Linked DNA regions of Homo sapiens: all the other regions are linked to region 2. The links are chromatin loops, found by intact Hi-C in ENCODE. Cell type or tissue: GM12878. All regions are shown on one strand. Region 1 has its middle 47 kb from the start of CDC42EP3. Region 2 has its middle 70 kb from the start of QPCT. Region 3 overlaps PIRAT1 (PU.1 (SPI1) induced regulator of S100A8 and S100A9 alarmin transcription 1). Region 4 overlaps LINC03063 (long intergenic non-protein coding RNA 3063).

Evidence for each region. Peaks named below come from ENCODE experiments on the same cell type or tissue, not always from the same donor. Only the 100,000 strongest peaks of a DNase experiment are listed, where the experiment ranks them.
Region 1: a loop joins it to region 2, with 4 times the contacts of the local background. A loop is called at or near these places in 10 of 110 quality-filtered maps.
Region 3: it touches region 2 in a loop (9-fold over the local background); 105 of 110 quality-filtered maps call a loop at or near these places.
Region 4: a loop joins it to region 2, with 5 times the contacts of the local background. A loop is called at or near these places in 12 of 110 quality-filtered maps.

Annotation. Positions count from the first base shown.
Region 1 is chr2:37,621,644-37,626,643 of GRCh38, forward strand. No RefSeq gene overlaps it. Among named protein-coding and RNA genes, the nearest start is that of CDC42EP3, 47 kb to the right of the region's middle. RefSeq lists an enhancer at 3,543-3,812. In GM12878, no CTCF peak of the experiment used is centred here; DNase peaks (open chromatin) are centred at 2,628 and 4,728; H3K4me3 peaks cover 1,568 bases; H3K27ac peaks cover 4,878 bases.
Region 2 is chr2:37,412,142-37,417,141 of GRCh38, forward strand. No RefSeq gene overlaps it. Among named protein-coding and RNA genes, the nearest start is that of QPCT, 70 kb to the left of the region's middle. RefSeq lists an enhancer at 4,586-5,000. In GM12878, CTCF peaks have their summits at 2,466 and 3,534 (motif pointing right); a DNase peak (open chromatin) is centred at 2,500.
Region 3 is chr2:37,830,193-37,835,192 of GRCh38, forward strand. All of the region lies in intron 2 of PIRAT1 (PU.1 (SPI1) induced regulator of S100A8 and S100A9 alarmin transcription 1), which reads right to left. Among named protein-coding and RNA genes, the nearest start is that of PIRAT1, 43 kb to the right of the region's middle. RefSeq lists an enhancer at 3,295-3,354. In GM12878, a CTCF peak has its summit at 2,579 (motif pointing left); DNase peaks (open chromatin) are centred at 2,579 and 3,500; H3K27ac peaks cover 1,220 bases.
Region 4 is chr2:37,568,965-37,573,964 of GRCh38, forward strand. The region is part of intron 1 of LINC03063 (long intergenic non-protein coding RNA 3063); the gene reads left to right. Among named protein-coding and RNA genes, the nearest start is that of LINC03063, 9.0 kb to the left of the region's middle. RefSeq lists enhancers at 1,814-2,123, 2,224-2,283. In GM12878, no CTCF peak of the experiment used is centred here; a DNase peak (open chromatin) is centred at 2,067; H3K4me3 peaks cover 885 bases; H3K27ac peaks cover 4,707 bases.

The sequences.
Region 1 (5,000 bases), 210 kb after region 2:
ATGGGGAAATCATTAAACCCACCAGAATTCCTTCAGGGAGAAAATCCTGTTAATTTGGAAGGTACGTAGATGCTAAATACTCAAGGGATCTGCTTCGGGGCAAAGCTGTACCATAAGAGGAAGAGCATTTAGCTATTGTTCTAAGAGATAAGGATGAGGAAAGGGAGAGTGGAGGTGGATTGAAGATGATGGCTGAAGACCACACACCCAGCAAATCTCAATGACATTGACTAAATCCTGAAGTGCTTGAACTGAATGGATTTTTTTAAAAAAGGAAACAATGAATGGACTCAAATTATCCATTCCTTGTGAATATAGGAACGTGGAAACAAAGAGGGAACCAAGGCACAGCTATTCAGAGAATACGAGATGGCCTTCTCAGGGTTCAAAGAGATAGATTTGGGGTTTGGGCCAGGTTTAACCAAATCTCTCAGGATTGCAGCTGAGGAGCAAAGAAAAGGGGAAGCTGATATCTGGATGACAATATCCAAATGAGTTGCATCTCCAAAGCAGAGAATTGGCCATGGGTCTTAAGGAATCATCCAAGTTAAAGCAAAATAATACTTCAGCCCTCTATATAAACATTCCTGTAGCCACTGCCCCCTAGACCTATAGTTTATAAATCTCAGTCTACCCAGTATGCTGATGGAGGAAAAGCTTTCACCTAAACACCGACCGTGTGAGTTGTTCATAATACTAAATTCATTTAACTTACAGAACTATATTTCAAAATGTTATTTTTCTGACATAATTGTTCGTTTTTAAATGAATTGATGGCTTTTGATGTCTTTACGTGGCAAAATTAAAATGTGTCAACTTCGTGTTCATTTTCTAAATTTCTTAGAGATTTTATTGGTCTATAAAATCCAAAATTTGAAGAACCACCTCTTTTAATATGACCCATAGTATCATTTCAGTTAGCTAATTTGCTCTGAATTAAATGGCAGATTTATTTTCAGTTCCTGAATTCATTACTGGTGGTCATGGTTGGTGTGGTTTATTAAGGCAATTCCTTTTCGAGTCACATCATTCGTAGCCTCTTCAAATTAAAATTTGTGAACAGGTATACTGCCACAGGTACCCTGAAGGCTGTCTGCATATGAACAGGGTTTGGTTTTGTAGTCAATATGCCATTCAACAAGATGAACCCCACAGTTAGTAAAAACAATAGCTTGCATTGTATTATTACAAAGCAGTGTTTGTGTAATGATTACATATTTTCACTTACATAATTATGAAATGTACAAGTGTGACTGCTGCACAGTAATTAGTCACAAATGGCACACATTTCATGTAAATGGCTGCAATTCCTGTGACTCTTCCTATTGGGGCTAGCTTCATGAGCGTGTGACCTATCTAGTCCCACAGGGTCCCCTTGCTCAAGAGGGCCCCATGTTTGGTTTAATGTGCTGTGGCTGCTGTCTTGAAATTGTTCATAATTTTTGACAAGGGGACCCACCCCACATTTCCCCTTTACACTGAGCCCTCCAAATTACATGGCCATATCCAACTGCTATTGCAAAGATTCAAGCTGGGCTGGGAGGTAGAAATAGAAGGACCAGGTAGAGAGGCAGGGAGCAAGACTGAATCCTTTTAGTCATCTCAGGAGCCTCTGCCTCCAATCCAACAAGAAGGGCTTCTCCTGTTACTTAGAAAGTCTTGGCTCTTTTATTCAACTGGAACAAGGAAGAAGAATTAGCTTTTCAGAAAATAAAAAGTTTTGGTTAGGTCACAGTAAGGGGGAGCTGGGGAGATGCTATGGTTTTGATATGTCCCCAGATTTCATGTGTTGGAAACTTAATCTCCAAATTTGTATGTTGATTGGAGATGGGGCCTTTTGGAAGTAATTAGGATTAGATAAGGTCATCAGGGTTGGAGTCCCCATGATGGGACTGGTAGCTTAATAGGAAGAGGAAGAGAGATCTGAGCTGGCATGCTCTTGCCCTCTCACCATGTAATGGTGAGAAATCAATGTCTTTTCTTTATAAATTACTCAGTCTGTGGTATTTTGTTATAGCAACAGAACATGAACTAAGACAGATAATTGATACTGAGGAGATGGGCTATTGCTAGTAAGAAATACCTGAAAATGTGGAAGCAGCTTTGGAAGTGGGTAATACATAGAGGCTAGGCTCTGAGAATAACTCACAGTGGTCAAGTGGCCTAGGAGGTGCCTTCAGGGAGACCAGAAGCACTTGATGGGATAAATAGTGGTCATAAGATAGGCAGTGTAAACTACCTCACTCTTCCCCACTCTTCCGTAGCATCTGCTGTGAAGATACTGTTTCTTATGGTTTTGTTAGTGGATTTCTTTGTGGAGCTCAAAGTTCTGAACCCAGGTTGATTCAACGTGAAAATAAACATTGATCGTGCAGGCTCAAGGAGCCAGAAGACAGGGGTCGGGGGATGGAAGGCGGGACAGTGGGCAATTGGGCTCAGAGTGATGTGTCCTCAGTGAGAATTCCAGTTTTGCCATAATCTTCCCTGTGAAGTTCTGAGAATGAGTGTACAATGCCATAATGTCCTGGACTATGGTGGGGATGGTGGGTGTTCCCCACACTTGAGCAGAACGAAGCCTGTGTAAGCTGTGAAACTGTCAGCTTTGGAGATTAGTCATCCTTGCTCAGACCCTATAAAGCTTTTGCATTAGTTAGGCTGATGTTTCACTTTTAACTCATATAATAGGCTTCAGACACTTGGAAATAGTGCTTTTATCATTAGGTATGTTGCCATTTTTATTTTTTCAAGTTTCTCGCTCTCTCTCTCACCACATAAGTACACTTAAAGCTTTACCCTTGCTATGAGGTTAACCTAAGGCAGAGGGTATGTTGCCAGCTATAGGCCAAAAGTCTGGGTAGGCATGCGAGAAAGAAATATTTTGGTAGCAATATAGCTTAGGAAGTCAATATTTTTTAACATAAGTGACAGCAAATATTTACAAATTCAGGCTACTGTGGGTGTTCAGATTCTGAGTGAAAAGCAATCTCATGCACTGATATTTACTTTGAATATGTTCTCCTTTTTTCAGCACCCATGACTAATTCCCCTTTTCACAGGGTGAAGAGCAAGTTGGCTCTTGATCTAGCCAGAAAAAAAAAAAAAGGTTTTCTTATACTTCTGGTAGTAGGCATGTGGTTAGAATACAGGAGTAAGAAAACAAATGTGACTCTTAAAATTATAGTACACATTAATAAACGAACTAAACATCTAAATGTTGCTAAAGTGACTGAATCACAGATCCACTGTTTCTTACTCTGGTTTTTGCTAGAGGGGCAATGAACATGTAAATTGAGGGTACAATGCAGCAAATGAACTAAATTAGAGACTTTATTTGAGTATTGTTGATGCCGGGAGAGATGAGAAAAATAAGACAAACCTTGCCTTCAAGGAACTTATATTTGTGAGGAAAATACATCAACAAAGCAAAGTCAAGTAATCATAAAAATATGAACGGCTCTTTAACAGTAGAAGGGAGGGAGAAAGCTGAGCGTGGTTAATTTATACATGGAATGTATGAAGTTGTTTCAGAGAGGCAAGAAATTATTTGCCTCTCTGAGTCTTCCTGGAAACAGTCTCCCTGGAGGAGGTAGATTTGAGTATTGAAAGGAGCATTCTAGGCAGGCAGAAGGCATGAGTGGAATCACAGAGGTGGTGAAAGATCCATGAGAGTGAGATGAGTAAGCCAGGCTGGCTGATGTGAGGTTTTGGGATGGTGAATAATTGGAGACTGTGCTGGAAATAGCTAGTGCATTGGACTCCAGAGGGTCTTAATTGGTGGGACAGGAGCTTCTGCATGCACCATGAAAGACCTGCTCTGACACAGTGAAAATCTCTGCATCTCCCTTTCCCACTGAGTCATCTTAGGCTTCCCTCTCTGCTTTTCCCTTGAAGCCAGGAGTCCATTCCCAGTGGGCAGGCCCATCCTTCCTGAAATCCAGCACAAGATGAGGCCTGGTAGGTGAGTGTGCAGGGCCATGGTGCAGACTCCTCCAAGCTCATCATTACTCCAGCTTGGTCAGGGTCTGTTTGGAAAATGGAGTGGTGACATCCTCTTGCCTCAGGATGTGTGGAAGCTCCTTCCATGTATACAGTAGAAACAGAGCATCTCTGATCCTTTATTACCCCCAGAACCCACTCTCCTGGCTCCTGGCCGAAGGGCCTGAGAAGCAATTGTAAAATTGGGAGCTTGCCCAAAGGACCAGTACTATATAAAGATTCATTTCAAACCCTGAGCAAGGCGTTACGGATGCAGACCTGATAATGAGCCATTATGAGAAAATGAAAAGCACAGACTTTGTGGTGGTGCCCTCAGAGCTAAGTAATTCTGGAGAGTAATTATGAAGCAGAAGAATGATTATACAAACTGCAGACTAAACATTTAGGCCCTGTGTGTGAGGCCAGCTGACAAAGCAGAGGTAATTAATAGGCAGTTACAATGTGGAAGATTCTGGAAAGTAGAGTTCTGTTGTCTGAAATTTAGTCTGACAGAGGAATATTAGCAAGATAAATGTATTTGGACCAAGCACTCCCGAGAGGAAGGGCATGCTCAAATTGTTTCTGTAAAAAGTCTCTGGCGGTGTTTGGCTCCCTTCTGCGTCCTTCATGAAACAGTTCTCCTTGAGTATTACGGTTGGCAAGCATGTGGGTGGGGGAGATGTCACACGCACCCGCTCCAGCTGTACAAGCAAGCCACTGCGAGGATTAGACGCTTGTTAGTTATGAACTTAGGTGTCTGGTCTGTTTCTTTGCCTTTCAAAGGCACTTCCTGGCAGAGAGGTACAATGGTGCTTTGCAGGAAACCCTGTGCCCACAGCATCTGTTCTGCAGCTTGGCAGACCGCAGCTGGCCCTGAGCATGGCCTACTAATTCTCTGGGTCAGGTGTGGCTGTGGTGAGATGGATCTCAGCCAGGTAAGACCCTCTAATCTCTGTTTTCTTTCTCCTGCCATAGATACACTGATGATTGGAGGGTATGACAGGAATTCTTGCCTGCCTTTGGGT
Region 2 (5,000 bases):
AAAGGTTGACGTTTTATACTAAACTAGATTAAACTTTTTAATATCTCAAAGAGATGGAAAAGCTGAAGAATGTGCCTAAGGTGTCATCAAGGGATAAAACATGGATAAAGGCAGTAAGTGGAGAAAAAAAAAAGAGTTTTAGGCTTGTGTTCCACTGGGTACAGAGCTTGTGGTTTTCTGGTTCCATCTGAGAGCGAGCGAGCTGCAAAGCACAGTTGACCTTGTGGTTGGAGGACCAGCTGTGACACTGTCTGTGTGGATCAATGACTCCTGTTGGACGTGAATGGGGTATCTCAGGGACACCAGCTGGGCTGTGTGAGGCCAGCTAAGAGCAGATGCCGCCCCTGTCCCTGCCTCTGCACCCCTCCTCTACCTTCAAACACTGCTTTGTCACTACGTAAGCTTCCTGTAGTTTAGATGACATTTGAAAGAAAAGGTGTGAAGGGACCGTGAATTGACAAAGATCTAGTTTCTACCATCTGGCATAATTAGGAAGTAATTTGAATTAGAAATTAAATTATTGTAGAGAAATAACATAAGTTTTATTCCTTGCACAGTTACCAGTGGATCACTTTTGAATACTTGTGCTTTCCGGGCACGTCGTATTCTCCAATAAGTTGTTGGTATAAATTTTTTCCACTCAAATAGCCATTAAAAGGGTTGAAAAACTACCTATTGGGTACAATGTTTGCTATTTGGGTAATGGGTACATTAGAAGCCCAATCTCTACCAGATGCAATATACCCATGTAATAAACAGGCACAGGTACCCCCGAATCTAAAATAAAATAAAATTAAACAAACAAACAAACAAACAAACACATAGCCATTATGGTTTACTAGATCTGCCCAATCCCTCTTGCTTCAAATCATTGGTCCTGGTAATTCAGCAAGGAATTGAAAACCCCAACACATTTTATTTTCTTATTTTTGACTATGAAATTAATATATGGCAATTAGAGAAATTTTTGAAAATTTAAAATACATAGAAAAAATTTTATCCAAGTATTACCACCTAGAGAATTCTACAGTTAATAGCGTCTTATATTTCTTGCCAGGATCCTGTCTTCGCATAGTTAACAAAGTTGTCATTATAGTGTATGTGCAGGTTTTTCCTCTGCTTTTTGAACTCTGTTATAGCATAAACACTTTCCATGTTATAGCAAGTTCTTTATAAACATTTCAATGGCTGCATAATAGTCTATCTTGTGAGTTTATGGTAATTTATATAATCACTTAGCTATCGTTGCTATCAAACAAAATTGCTAACACTGCCAAGGACATCTTTATGCAGTGTGGATGGGATAGAGACCGGAAGGCACTATATGGATCTTTGTTTAGAGACAGTGCCCTCTTAGGAAATACCACTTGCAGGGGGCCCCATGTTGTAGGCTAGTCTCTTAGCTCTTTCAGAGTTAATGTCTCACAGGGCTCTGAGCAAGCCTGGGAAGAGGTCTGGGGATGGAACATATAGGCTGAGGGCCTGTTATGTGCCTGACACACAGTTAGGCACTTCTGTGACTATTGTTGTGCATTCTTTACAACTGCCCTACAAAGTGGATAGCATCTCCATTTTGGAGGAGAATCCCGAGGCTTAGAAATATGAAACGACTTTCCCAAGGTCACAGTCAGGGAGTGGCAGGGTCTGGCTGATTCCACAGTCCAGGTCCTTCGCGTGGCCCTCATTTTATTCTGCAGGCTTTGGTACCTTGTGGGACACACTTAAAAGGCCAAGGAGTCCCCGGGTTTGGGGCGGTGTGGGGTAGATACAGCCCTGTCGGCTGCTGCTTTGTCTTGGGGCTGGAGATGGGGTGGATTAGGGCAGGAGACAGCAAAAGGGAAAACTAGCAAAACTAGAGATTTGCTAGTTAATGATGTTTTCTTGCAATTTTTTTTGGGGGGGGGCACGCAAAACATGTCTTGTGGCTCTTGTACTCAGAAGGCTGGAGGTAAGAGTTTGCTGGCTCTTGGCCAGGTGTGGTGGCTCACATGTATAATCCCAGCACTTTGGGAGGCCAAGGTAGGTGGATCACTTGAGGCCAGGAATTTGAGAAAAGCTTGGCCAACATGGCAAAACCCCATCTTTACTAAAAATACAAAAAATAGCCAGGCATGGTGGTACACGCCTGTAGTCCCAGCTACTTGGGAAGCTGAGGCATGAGAATTGCTCTAACCCAGGAGGTGGAGGCTGCAGTGAGCTGAGATCGTGCCATTGCACTCCAGCCTGGGCAATAAAGTGACTCTGCCAAAAAAAAAAAAAAAAAAAAAGTTCCCTGGCCCTCAATTTCCCTGAGACTTCTTTGGAGAGAAGTGAGACTTACTCTCTGTCCCTTTAATAGTGAAATGTCTTGGTGCGTTGGGCCCGGACTACCGTAGAAGTCTGAATAACTTCTCCACAGTTTCTTCCTTACTGGGTCAGTAACTCTGAATGGGCTTTCAGAGTTATTCTGAAAGATCACCACTAGGAGATGCACAAGATTCAAAGAAGTTAGAGCAGTGCTTGGTGATTTTTCTTTCACGTTTATCTGAGCTTTGCAGGTTTCTTTTGTTCTAAATTCATTGAGAATTGAGGGCGAAAATGTCAGTTTCTCAGATCCTATTAATTCTCCAAAGTGAAAAAAATCTACACTTGCCCGTAGTCACATCTAGTGAAACAGGCTGAAGGAACTGACAAACCAGATGCCATGTGTTAAGGATAATAATATGCGTAGCGCCTGATTCCTTTCAGGGAGATGTCAACACTGTTTTGTCACTTTGGTAGAGGACAGTGATGATGGCAGTGCAAATGGTTAACATTTATTGTGATTTCACTTCGCACCAGGTACCATGCTAATGCCTTTAGGTTCTCTTATCACATTTAACCCTCCTGTACACTGTCTCAATTCATGGACACAACAGTTTTGTTACCCTCATTTTGCAAGAAGAGGAAATTGAAGCATAGGGAGGTCGAGAAACTTATCCAAGTTTACCCACCTAGGAAGCAGCTGAGCTGCCATTTAGACTCAAGTTTCTCTGGCCCCAGAGCTGCTCACTTAACCAGTTAAGTATTCTGCTTCCTGGTTTTTATCCCAACTTGACAGATGAGGAGCCATTTGATAGAGGTCAGAGTAGTTAAGGAATTTGTTCTGGTTCTCAGCTGATTAGGGAAGAAGCTTAGACTAGGTGTCCCTTCTCCTGGTCAAGAGCGTTTCCCTTCTTTATCTTGCAGGCGCAGTGTCTGCTAGAGGCTACAAGAAAGAAAGAGGAAAGGTGGGGGCTCATTGGTGGGGCTGAGTCAAGGGGATAAGGGGATCTCAGCACAGAGGAAACAGTGGAAGGTTGCTGCGTGGCGGATTCTGCTACCACTGGGCCCTTGTGGGCTGCGGCCACCTTAAACCTGGCTTAGATCATGGGCTGATTGGATATGGCCTATCTCTGGACGCTGGGTAGAATAAGCTGAAGTGGATGGAGCAGCTTGAACAAAAACACTCTGCAACCCTCTTTGAGTCTTCCTGGCTTTGGAACTCCCTAGTCAGCTCTGTCAACACCGGGTGGCAGCCATCCCTTCCTGGAGGGGAGAGGTGCTTTGAGGTCCTTTCTTCCATCTTTGCTTAGCTCCATGACAGTGTTGGAACACAAAGCTGAATGATCTTACAATCTTTTCCTGTGCTTGTATGGATGTATGGGTTTGCTTTTTTTTTTTTCCCCTCTAGTCCAGATTTCTATCGCTTAGACACTGGTCTTCAAGAGAGGCTCACAGTTGTCACTCATGCAACCTTTATACTTATTCACACCCCACTCTATTCTTCTGACCATCAGCAGCTTCCTTTTCTTGGAGACTTCACCCTTGCAATGATCCAGGACTTCAAAGCTTGGCATGGCAGTGGAGGCCTTCTCCTGCTGTGGGTTAAGACACTGTCCCCAGGAGTCCCTTTGTGCAATACACAGTGCTGAACGACATGGAAGGATGGCACAGTTACCTCTCCAGAAGAGAGTGAGGCACCAGACCAGCTAGTTGAAATCCTTGGAAATTATGGATGAATGAATGTAATAGAATGTGATTTGATAGAGTGGAGAGGGTGGTTCTGGGAGGTGGAGGGGAACTCTTCGCAGCATTGCTATCCAAATGACATACTATAAATCAGGGGCCTCCAATCCTTGGACCATGAACTGATACTGATCTGTGGCCTGTTAGGAACTGGGCCACACAGCAGGAGGTGAGTGGCAGGTGAGTGAGGATTACCACCTGAGCTCCACTTCCTGTCAAATCAGTGGCGGCATTAGATTCTCACAGGAGGGGGAACCTTATCGTGAACTGCGCATGCGAGGGACCTAGATTGTGTGCTCTGTATGAGAATCCAATGCCTGATGATCTGAGATGGAACAGTTTCATCCCAAAACCATACCCACCCTCCCTTTGTGGAAAAATTGTCTTCTATAAAACCAGTCCCTGGGGCCGAAAAGGTTGGGGACCACTGCTATAAATGATGAATGAGAAAACCAGGCTTTAAGTCTTTCCCTCTCTCCCTTCCTTCTTTCTTCCTTTGTTTTTTTTTTTTCTTTTTCTTTTTCTGTTTTCTGACGGGCTTGTGAGCACACAGGTATGTGCTTCAGTGGCAGTCAACAGTTTTGCTGATTTCTTATTGTAACCTAGGCTAAAAAAATATTGGACAGTGAGTTGATAGTTGATAGTTGATTAAAAGTAATGGCAAAGACTGCAATTAATTTTGTACCAACCTAATAGAATTCTAATAAAGCTGGCTTAACTGGTGAGTATAAACTTTGCTGATGCTAGTTTCCTCTTCTAAAAATTAGAGATTTGGATAAGAAGAGTTTTTGGAAGTTTTGAGAGTCTCATTCATTCTAATATTTTATTTTTGGGAAAAAATGGGGATTTCAAACTGATATTTTGAGCAAGACAATGATACAAATCTTTAAAAACACAATGTGGATAAGGGTGTTGGGGTGGGTTCTTAGTCTCCAGGGTTGTTACGGATGCAAAGAGTGAGACCCTTGCCAAGG
Region 3 (5,000 bases), 420 kb after region 2:
TCCCATTCCTTACTGAGTGTTTGTTAAGTTACTTAAACATTCTTAGTCTCCCCAGGGTGACCAAGGCCATCCGTAAAAGGAAATCCACTCCAGTAAGTGAGTTGAAGCCTTGGTCTTCATCATTTATGATGGTCAACGGAGAAGTTTCCTTTTGTTTGATGCCACCCTTCGTGTCTGTTGCAAATGGCAATGAGCCAGAACTCTGCCATGCAGATGCTCGGGTTATGCCCATGCCAGAGAGTCCAGTGTGGCTCAGGATCAATCAAAACAGAAAGTACCATCCTAAAGTCAGCGTCTGGATTTTCCCCGTCAAAACATTCAACTCCCATGGTATATATATTTTTGCTTATTCAATTCATATTTTGAATTCATATTATGAATTAGTCGAATTTTTAGATATGCTTAGTTGTTGGTCCATGTCACAGCTATCTAGCCTGTAAGGACCATTTCTTCTTGCTCTTATCTTGAGAAAATCACACACTGGTGCTTAGTTAATAAATAGTTCTTGATTATGGAAATAATTATGGCCTTGGAAGAATTCTGTTTATATAAGCAAGAACTCTTAGGTCTTAATCTTGCAACTGAAAGGGATCATAGAGACCCAGGTCTTCAAGTTGAAGGGAAACTTGCCGAGGGCCACACAGGCACTCAGAGGCAGGCCCAGATTTGACTGTTCTCTCTCCAAGTCCATTTTTCTTCCAACTTTATCATGTTGCCTCCCTATACAACCCTCTAAACTACTTCTCTCTCTTTTCTAAATCCATTTTTTTTCTGATTTCTCTTTCTGCCACAAATGTTCCGAATTTATGAAGAAAGAAAATGGAGAAAAGATTTGAGTAGACATTTCTGGTTTCCATGCTTGGATTGCTTCGGAGGATTAGTTTTACTGTTCCAGCTTGTTTCTTTATCAGTTTAAAGGGCAAAACAACTTCCACCCTTTTGAGGCAGCAAGAGGTCAGTCCTCTGCCATCCTCCCCCACGGCCAGGCAGAGCCAACTGCAGCCCATGGGTACCTTCCACCGCCTTCTTCCCTGGGATGGAGTCAGACAGACCTGCAGAGGGGCGACCACTCAGCTTGGGCAGCCAAGGCAATACCTGTCATCACTGTAGTGGGCTTGAAGCCCAGTGTCCTTCACTGCCAGCCTTGATGGCTTTAGCTGTGAAAACTCTCCTGACAAAGGAGGCTCTCACAGGCTCCAGTCATGGGAGCCCTACAGCCAGGATTTCAGGAAACTAGGGTGGAATGGGCAGAACAAGAGTTTGTCCAACAACTGAACAGGACAGGAGGTTCCTACTGCTTGGAAATCTATTTGTGTGTTCCAGAGATGTGCAGAACAAAGACCTACACATGGTTATTTTGGCAAGAACAGGAAGGTTTAGATTATCCTTTTCCACCCCGTGAAAGTGGCCACCTAAGATGTGAGTGTTGAAGGAACATCTGTTTTAACACTAACAGAGCCTCAGTGAGGGTCTCACCATGGTCTTCACTTCACAGACATAGCACAAGCAATAAGAAAGCTGCAGCTGTCGGATGCACACACAGTTAAAGGCTTTGCCTCTCCTTTTTATCTCAGTGTTTCCAACATGACAGTGAGCACCGCGTGTTCTCCAATGGGCTCTGCTCCTTTCTGCTCCCACCAGCAGCTCTGAAGTATCATGTAAGACCACATGTTGCCTCCTTAAGGTGATTTTTGGAGAGGGAATTTGGGAAATGACAAAATCAAAATATCCAGCATGAGCCTTTGCACATCGTTCATGCATTGGGTGCATGAGATGATAGAATTGGATCTGGAGGCATATGCTATGTGTAGAACAGCTTTCCCCATCTGGAGCCCAGGTGTGCAGGTTCACCCCTGAGTCCCAGACATCGGTATCAGTGAGTAGTGAGAGCAAGACAAATCCATCTCACCTACCCTTGTTCCACAGAAATGATTTTACCCCTTGAGGTACAAGGTCAAGCTCTAATTTTATTTGTAGATCAAGTTTCACAATAATTGAGCATTTGAACATGCTAAGAAAGATGGGATTTTGTAACTCATTGTTGAAAGGCAATGTGGCATAATGGTTAAGAGTTTGCATTCTGAAATTAGAGAAACTAATTCTGAAATTACAAATTTGTTCTCTTTGTGACCTTAGGAAAGTAATGCAATTTGTCCAAACTTCAGTTTCTTCATCTATAAAATAAAGATAATTATAATTCCTACCTAGAAGTATTGGTGTAGTTATGAAGAAGGAGACCACTTGTGAAAAACATAAAATACTACAAGGCCACTCGTGTCACAAAGATGCAATTCACTGGTTACTATCATTACTATCAATTTTAGAGGCACAGACTTCCTTCTAAATAAGACTCCTTTCCAAACACGTACATCTAGAGCCATTCATTCTATCTTCTCCCACTGTTAGAATGTCCTTATCTTAAGCCAAAATCTCACTACCCTTGTTTTCTGGCCTTTTAATTTGTACCTACTTTTTGAAACCGCATGGAAAAACTCAAATCCCTTTTTGTAAAGGCATTGACTGGGCCACTGTTTTGCACAGCTCAAAGGGACACAGTTCACACTGTAATCTGTGTCAATGGCACCCCCTGGTGTCCACCCCACTGGAGAGGTAAATAGGGAGGATAGAAGGGAAGAAGGGAAGGGTTGTAGAGAGGCTGGACATACTCTTTTCCATGAAAATCCCTGGTGAAGTAAGGATCGCACCAGTGTACTACCTTCCCCAAACAAAGCAGCTACAACTCTACCAACACTTCTTCATAGGACATGATCTCACATCAGAGCCCATTGTGCTTTGACCACGTTTTTCTTAAAGTGAGGTGCTCAGAGCTAAGTCAACATTCCAGGTGAGACATGACCAGGGCCCAGGAGAGCAGAATTCAACCTCCTTCATTTTTCTGTATACCATAATTAGGATGCCACTGTGATACAAGACAATCTTAGTACTGAATTCCTAGAGCAATTATTTTCTGAGCAACAGGCTTGGTTTTTAATCATACATTGTCCTATAATATCACTTCACTTGTCATGAATTGTTACCCATTTCACTTTATATAAGTGAACTATATATGTGTGTGTGTGTGTGTGTGTGTTTCTTCATACTGTCTATGTTGGGAGTTCCCTGAAATATATGTTTTTAGACATTTTAATGACTCCTGTTAAATCTAGCACGTTTCTGGGACCATAAAAATGAATCTAATTCGAATATTTAGGGAGAACCAAAGCAAAGGGACAGCATTTATTAAAATTTAAAATGGCCACTGTGGAAATGGAGTCAAGCTATTCTGTGCACACAGTGTTGCTGGGATAAAACACGCTAGAAGAAATGGCGGTAAGTTCTTATTTGGTCAATGAATCATAATTCCCCAAAAGACAAGCATGATGCTTATGGCAGCCCTTAGTAATAATTCTTCATGTGTGGTTTTCTTGCTCATATTTTCTATGTATGCGGTGATTTCCAACTACACTCTGTGGAGCCCGTGGGGTTCTGAACGGATGCTCCCAGGATGTGTGGGAGGGGCAGGAAGAGCAAGAGTGGAGGGCGGGGCTCCTGTCAGCTTTCAGTTTCCCCTAGAGCCGTCAGCCTTTCCCTGTTGTATGTATTGGCCCTCCCTGTAATATTTCCTTTGGGAATAAAAAGTTTAGAAACCATAAGTCAAGTCACACCCTGGTCACCTCAGACTGGCAGGGAGTATGATCACTTTCATGTTTCGTCTCACAAAATGGATTTCTAGGTGAAGTATATTTAAAAAGAAGGTCACCAGGCACAGTGGCTCACGCCTGTAATCCCAGCACTTTGGGAGGCCGAGGCAGGCGGATCATCTGAGGTCAGGAGTTTGAGACCAGCCTGGTCAACATGGCGAAACCCCATCTCTACTAAAAATACGAAAATTAGCTGGGCATGGTGGCGCGTGCCTGTAATCCCAGCTACTCGGGAGGCTGAGGCACCAGAATTGCTTGAACCCGGGAGGCGGAGATTGCAGTGAGCCAAGATCGTGCCAGTGCACTCCAGCCTGGGTGACAAAGCAAGACTCTGTCTCAAAAAAAAAAAAAAAAATTAGGTTAATTTCCACATTTGGCCCTAATGTGGTCAAAACTTCAACAGCTGTGGATTAAAGAGAAAGCGACCACACCATCATCACCATCACCCTCTCTATCCCTGTGAAGCCCCAGACACACACAGTGGAAATGGAATTCAGAGCTAGAGTAAACCCAGGGTCTTGACGGACACTTTCGAAACAGCACTGCAGGTTTGTGATTTCCTTCAGATTTGGAGAGAGTCTCTTGATAACTCCTACCCTCATCTTCTGTTTTGATGGCAGAAAAAAGGGCACTATCTGTCTTTGTTTTGTGTTGCTATAACAGAATACCACAGTCTGGGTAATTTATAAAGAAAATTTATTTCTCACAGTTTCAGAGGCTGGGAAGTCCAATATCAAGGTGCCAGCACCTGGCAAAGGCCTTCTTGTGGTGTCATAATCTGAGAGAAGGCATCTTATGGCGAGAGAGAGGGAGCGTGCCAGCCCAAGTCTGTCTTCCTCGTCTTATAAAGCCACTAATCCCATCATGGGCCCCCACTCACGTGACCTCATCTAACCCTAATCACCTCCCCCAAAGGCCCCACCACCAAGTACTAGCAACATAATTTGGAGATTATGTTGACTGTTTCCTTTCTCCACCTCTCAGCTTGATTCTCAGAGTTCCATGTGATTGGAGAGGCCAGGGTGGGGGGCACTCTGACATCCACCTTGACCAGTACATTGTAGCTGTGCTGGACAGACCTCCTTTAAGAATAACACTTTTCATAAGGATTATTGCTAAAACCAAACTTCTCATCTTTTTTTTTTTTTAAGAGACAGAGTCTCGCTCTGTCACCACGATCTCGGCTCACTGCAACCTCCGCTTCCCAGGTTCAAGCAATTCTCCTGACTCAGCCTCCCTAGTAACCAGGACTACAGGCGCACACCGCCATGCCCTTTTTTTGAGATGGGGTCTGTCACC
Region 4 (5,000 bases), 160 kb after region 2:
CTGGTAATTCATTTTTTTATTGTATTTCACAAAAACACAGTCTACAATAGATTGGGGTGGGGGGAAGAAAGGAAAAATGTGTTCCTTCATTACACATTTAGTTTGAGAAGCAGTGGTCTAGTCATATTCTATTTACAGGTGAGACAACCAAGGCTTGGAGAAGTATTCTGAGAGCTGTTTCAAGGTCTCATAATTATACAGTGGGAGAAGAGGATCTAGAACTGGGTCTTCTGCTTCTAGCTCTGGTGCCTAGCAATCTTTAAGGGATGCCATTCCTACTGAGCCATCACATTCTAGGCAGCCATAAGGGCAGCCTAGGATCCATCTCTCCTTTATCTGCAAGTTGCCCCTGGGTACCAAAATAGGAGCCAGAGCTCTGGCTAAAGACTGCCCATATCAGTCTTTGTTGGATTCAAGCTCTGGGGTTAGGGAGAGAGGACATCTCTCTGGGAACATTGCTGCTGACATCTCATTGTTCCCTGCCTTTACTGCTCACTTGCTAGTTATTACTTGGAAAAGATTGATCACTGGTGAGAAGAAATAGGAATTCAGGTTATTAGGAACGTTTCCCAAGGATATAGCACCTTTTTAATCCCACAGAAGTTCATAAATTTTCCAGCTGTGCCAGAGGCACATGGTTGCAGAGCGTGAAAGCCAACTGGCACTCTAAATGGAACAAGTGGAAAATTCTGCCTGTGAAAGCCAAAAGGAATTCTTCACCTTAATTAAGAAAAAGCTCTGCAATATTGAAAGTCTAGGTAGAAAAGACAAGACTTGGCATCTGACTTCTTTAAAATGAACTCTGCTTAATTAGGACTTAGTTAACATAAATTGGAAAAGATCAAGACCAAAGCCCATTGAATTGGGTCCAGTTTAGGAATTAAAACTGTACAGTTCAACTCCTGCCCTTGACAGCAGTTCTGCCTTCTTAGTTTTATAGGTAACAAACTTGATCCCCTTCCTAAGGGAATGTGCGTAAGCTATCTGCTTCTCTAGGGGAAATGAACTCTAGTGATTTTGAGAGATTACATTTAAAGGGCAATTTTCATTTACAGTTATCTGATTCAATACGTGTGGAGCTTTGCATCAACCAAGAACTTGTTTAGGGCCACTCTTGGTGTCCGGCTGCTTGCAAAAGTCAAATCAGTAAGCTATGTAGGACAAAATGTTACTCAGGTTGAATCACTTCATATTAATGAAATGTAAATAAAACCAGAGAAAGGGAAATTTTAGAAATCCAAATAAACACCCTTAATGTGATTTGTCTTCCCAAACAGTTCCCTGGATTCTCTTTTCTGTGTGGTCATGTCTCAAATGCCTTTTAGTGATAACCCTGAATACTCCACATTTCAACAAGATACAAACATTTCTCTCTTGTGTTCTTATTTGCTGTTTCTGTTAGAAACATGAAAACCACATCAACTAGATGGAAATCCTAGAGGAATTTAAGAAGAAAAGATCAATTGTTTGACAATAAACGTGGTAAATCCCATGTGATCAAATAAATGCTTATACATGAAAGCAAGAATATTGTACTTTGAACTCTTAACTATAAAGTTGGGCTAAAAATGATTGGGCAGACCTGTTGGTAGGGGAAGCTGTATTTCAACACAAAATCTAAAAAGTCTTAGATGATGAGGCAAAGATCAGTGGACATGTGAGAGCTGACATTTTCTACTACTGAGGTTGTTTTGTTCTTGGTTTAAGAAAATGGATCTGGGATAATCTAGTTTTTATGAACTCCTGCAAACGAAGCGGCTTTAGTTACGTTGCAGTTGTTGAAAAGGACTGACCCTTCCCTGTAGCTTTGATGTGCAGTGTGAATTTGGCAAAGGGAACTTAAGTTTGCCTTTCAGTGCTGAATGGCACCATTACCGAGGCTCATGTATCTGTCAGAAAAATCACTTCTCTCCTGGTAAAGCCCCTTCTGTCTCAGGATCATGTGAGATTCACCACACAACACTCACTAAACATGGTATCATTTTTACGTAATGAGGGAGTGAGAACTGGAACCTGATTTCATATTTTTTCCCACAGATTTTACTTTCTACTCTTGTCAGTCATATCTGCAAGGCTGACAGTTACCAGGGGCTGTGGCCAGGCATGAGGGAGAATGTGTCATTGCTGGCTGCGTTGGTCATAGCAACGTGTCTGCCTCAGAACAGATCCAGCATGGATGAGCAAACAGAAAAATGTGTAAGAAGGCTTGTGACTGAAACAGACCAAGGGTGAGTGCCGGGACTGTCCATCAGAAACTTTCAATGATCAGTAACAGGATATTCACACAGTCATTTTACTTTTCAATAACTTATCAAGTTGACAAGCAAATAATTAATAATGGTTTGTCACTGGTTGGCAACTTCTAAAAAAGTCTATGGCTGAGAAGGACACTCATTTCTCATAACCTCAGCCAGTACTGAATTACAATGCCAATCAGCAAATGTATCAAACGCCAGAACACTGTTAGCAGCAGCTGAGGCATCAGTATGAGTGAGACATATTTCTTATTCACAACAGAAACTCAGAGTCAGTGGAAGAAAAATATGTAAACACATTTTTCTAATGCAATAAGATGAGGGCTATAATAAATGTATGAAAAAAAGTGCTACAGGAACACAGATGGAGGGTTGATTGATTCTGCTTGGGAAAGTCTGAGAACGCATCACAGGGAAAGAGAATTTAGCTTCTTCGAAAGATGAGTAGAATTTATTAAAAAGGAGGTTATTTTAAGCAAAGAAGTGCATCATATGCGAAGGATGATGTCAAGGATGTGCTTGTCATTTTCAGGGTGTAAGCGTAGAGCAGTTTCATTGTCATTATCTCTGTGTGTTCAAGAGGTACATTCTCCCAATAAATCTAATTTTCAGGACTATTGTCTTCCTTTGGACTCAAAATCTAATTTGCAATGCAAATCTGAGCAGTGACTTCCTTGTTTCAACGGTCTCAGACTGCCCCTAGAAATGATGAATGCATGGGTCCCATAGGTGAATGCATTGGTCCACAGGCAGAGAGAATGGAGTTCCAAGTCAGTCAGGCCAAGGTTCAACACAAGGAGGTGGGAACTTCAGACTGGAAGCTGAAGCAGTTTCTATGGTCATTAGCGGCAGAGGCCAGCCCAGAAGACCAGGGAGACTTCACTCCAGTAGAGGCCAGAAGAAGATTCCCACTATCGGCTTCAGATTCCTCTTTTGTAAAATGAGCTAGTTTGACTAGATCTGTTGCTGGCAAACTTTGTTTCCTAGGCCCCAGGGTTCCATGAAGGTTCTTCTGTGGCTGGTGATGAGAAAGAGTAAGGCCAACTTGGGAAGGCTAAACCTCCTCCACCCCTTCACTTCACTAGAGTAGTCTGATTTCATTTGTTTTCATATTGGCAATCCACATAAGATAAGTTTGAAAATGGTATATTTTACAGTTCAGACAAAAAGGAAAACCTTGGAATAGAGAATTAAGTGCTGGTTCTCTGGGATTCCAAGCCTCCTTTACTTCCTCTGAAATCCCATAGTACTTGATTTATGCCTCTTTATAACACTCATTTTTACCCTGTGTTATTTTTTATGTTTCAAAGACGTGCACTTGTTTTTTCTCTTATGGATGTTTTTGCTCAATGAAGGCAAGTACATGGTGGCTAAACCTTCCCAGACACACTGGCCTTCTTCCTGTTCCTCAGATTCACTAAACTCATACTCTAGTGTCTTTGCATTTGTGATTTTTCTCTATCCAGAATATGTTTTCCCAGATCTCCATGAAATTTTCTCCTTCACCTATTTTAGGGATCTTCTCAAATGTGACCTTATCTGATGAAATTTCCTAAACACCTTACATATATATAAAATGTAATTCCTATTCTCCTTACACACTCTGTCACACACACACACACACACACACACACACACGTCTATTCTGTTTTAGTTTTTCCATAGCACTTAACATCACTTGACATATTTTATATTTCATTATTTGTTTCACGTCCGTCTCATCCACTAGAATGTAAATTCCAGGGGCCAGAGACCTTTCTGTGTTGGTCACTGATCTATCCTGGACACCTGGAACAGCGTCTGACATGGAGTTACCACCCAGTCACTGGAAGTATTTGAGACTCAGTTCCTGTCCAGCCAAGACCTCCTATTAGATAAAAATAAGATCCCTCTTGCAGTGACTGACAGTTCAGCCATGTTTTCTCATTGTCTATAACGTCCAAACCAGTGTGCCAACACAAACCACCTCCTCTAGTACAGTCTGAATAGAATTGTAAAGAGAGAGCATGGGATTTGGAGATGGAAGATTTGGATTTCAGTCTTAACCGTCATATACTAGTGGGGTGCTTTTAGGCAAGTGACTTAATCTCTCCAAGCTTTAATTTCCCCACCTGTAAAAATGAGGTAATAATTGACCTGTCATATAAGGTTGCTATGAGGATTATCACAAGTAAAATGTGTGAAAAGCGGTTTGCAATTTGCAAAAGACCACGTTAGATGTGGCTTCTGGAAAATGAAGCAGTAGAGAAACAGGACTCTAAGTTGCCCTTAAGCCAATACTAGTACTTCTGGCAACTACCTAATTCCTCTGGAAATGGGGATAAGGATACCCCTTTCTGTTTGAAGGTGGAGAAGTGAATCAGATGATCTAACTGAAATTCCTTCCAGCTTTATGATTCATGATTTTATGTTTGTGATGAAATCAGTAAGAAAATATTGAGCACAGAAAGTATTTTTACTGATACTACAAGGTTTTCAAATGAGTAGTCCCCCTAAACAGTCTCTTTTAGCCCTGTAGAATCATCTGTTACCATATGTAATGGAAAGGCAACTTTATTTCAAGATTTATGCTAATTTCTGTTTCCTCATATTTATACTATGTGCCTTAGCCCCATAGATTCAGAAAATAAATTATATATCTATGGAATGCATTTGGCACTTAGCTTAAATTGCCTTTCCCACTAAACTATTTTTTGTTTATTACCATTGATATAAAATGCTTGAACGCTCAGAAGGCAGTGTGTT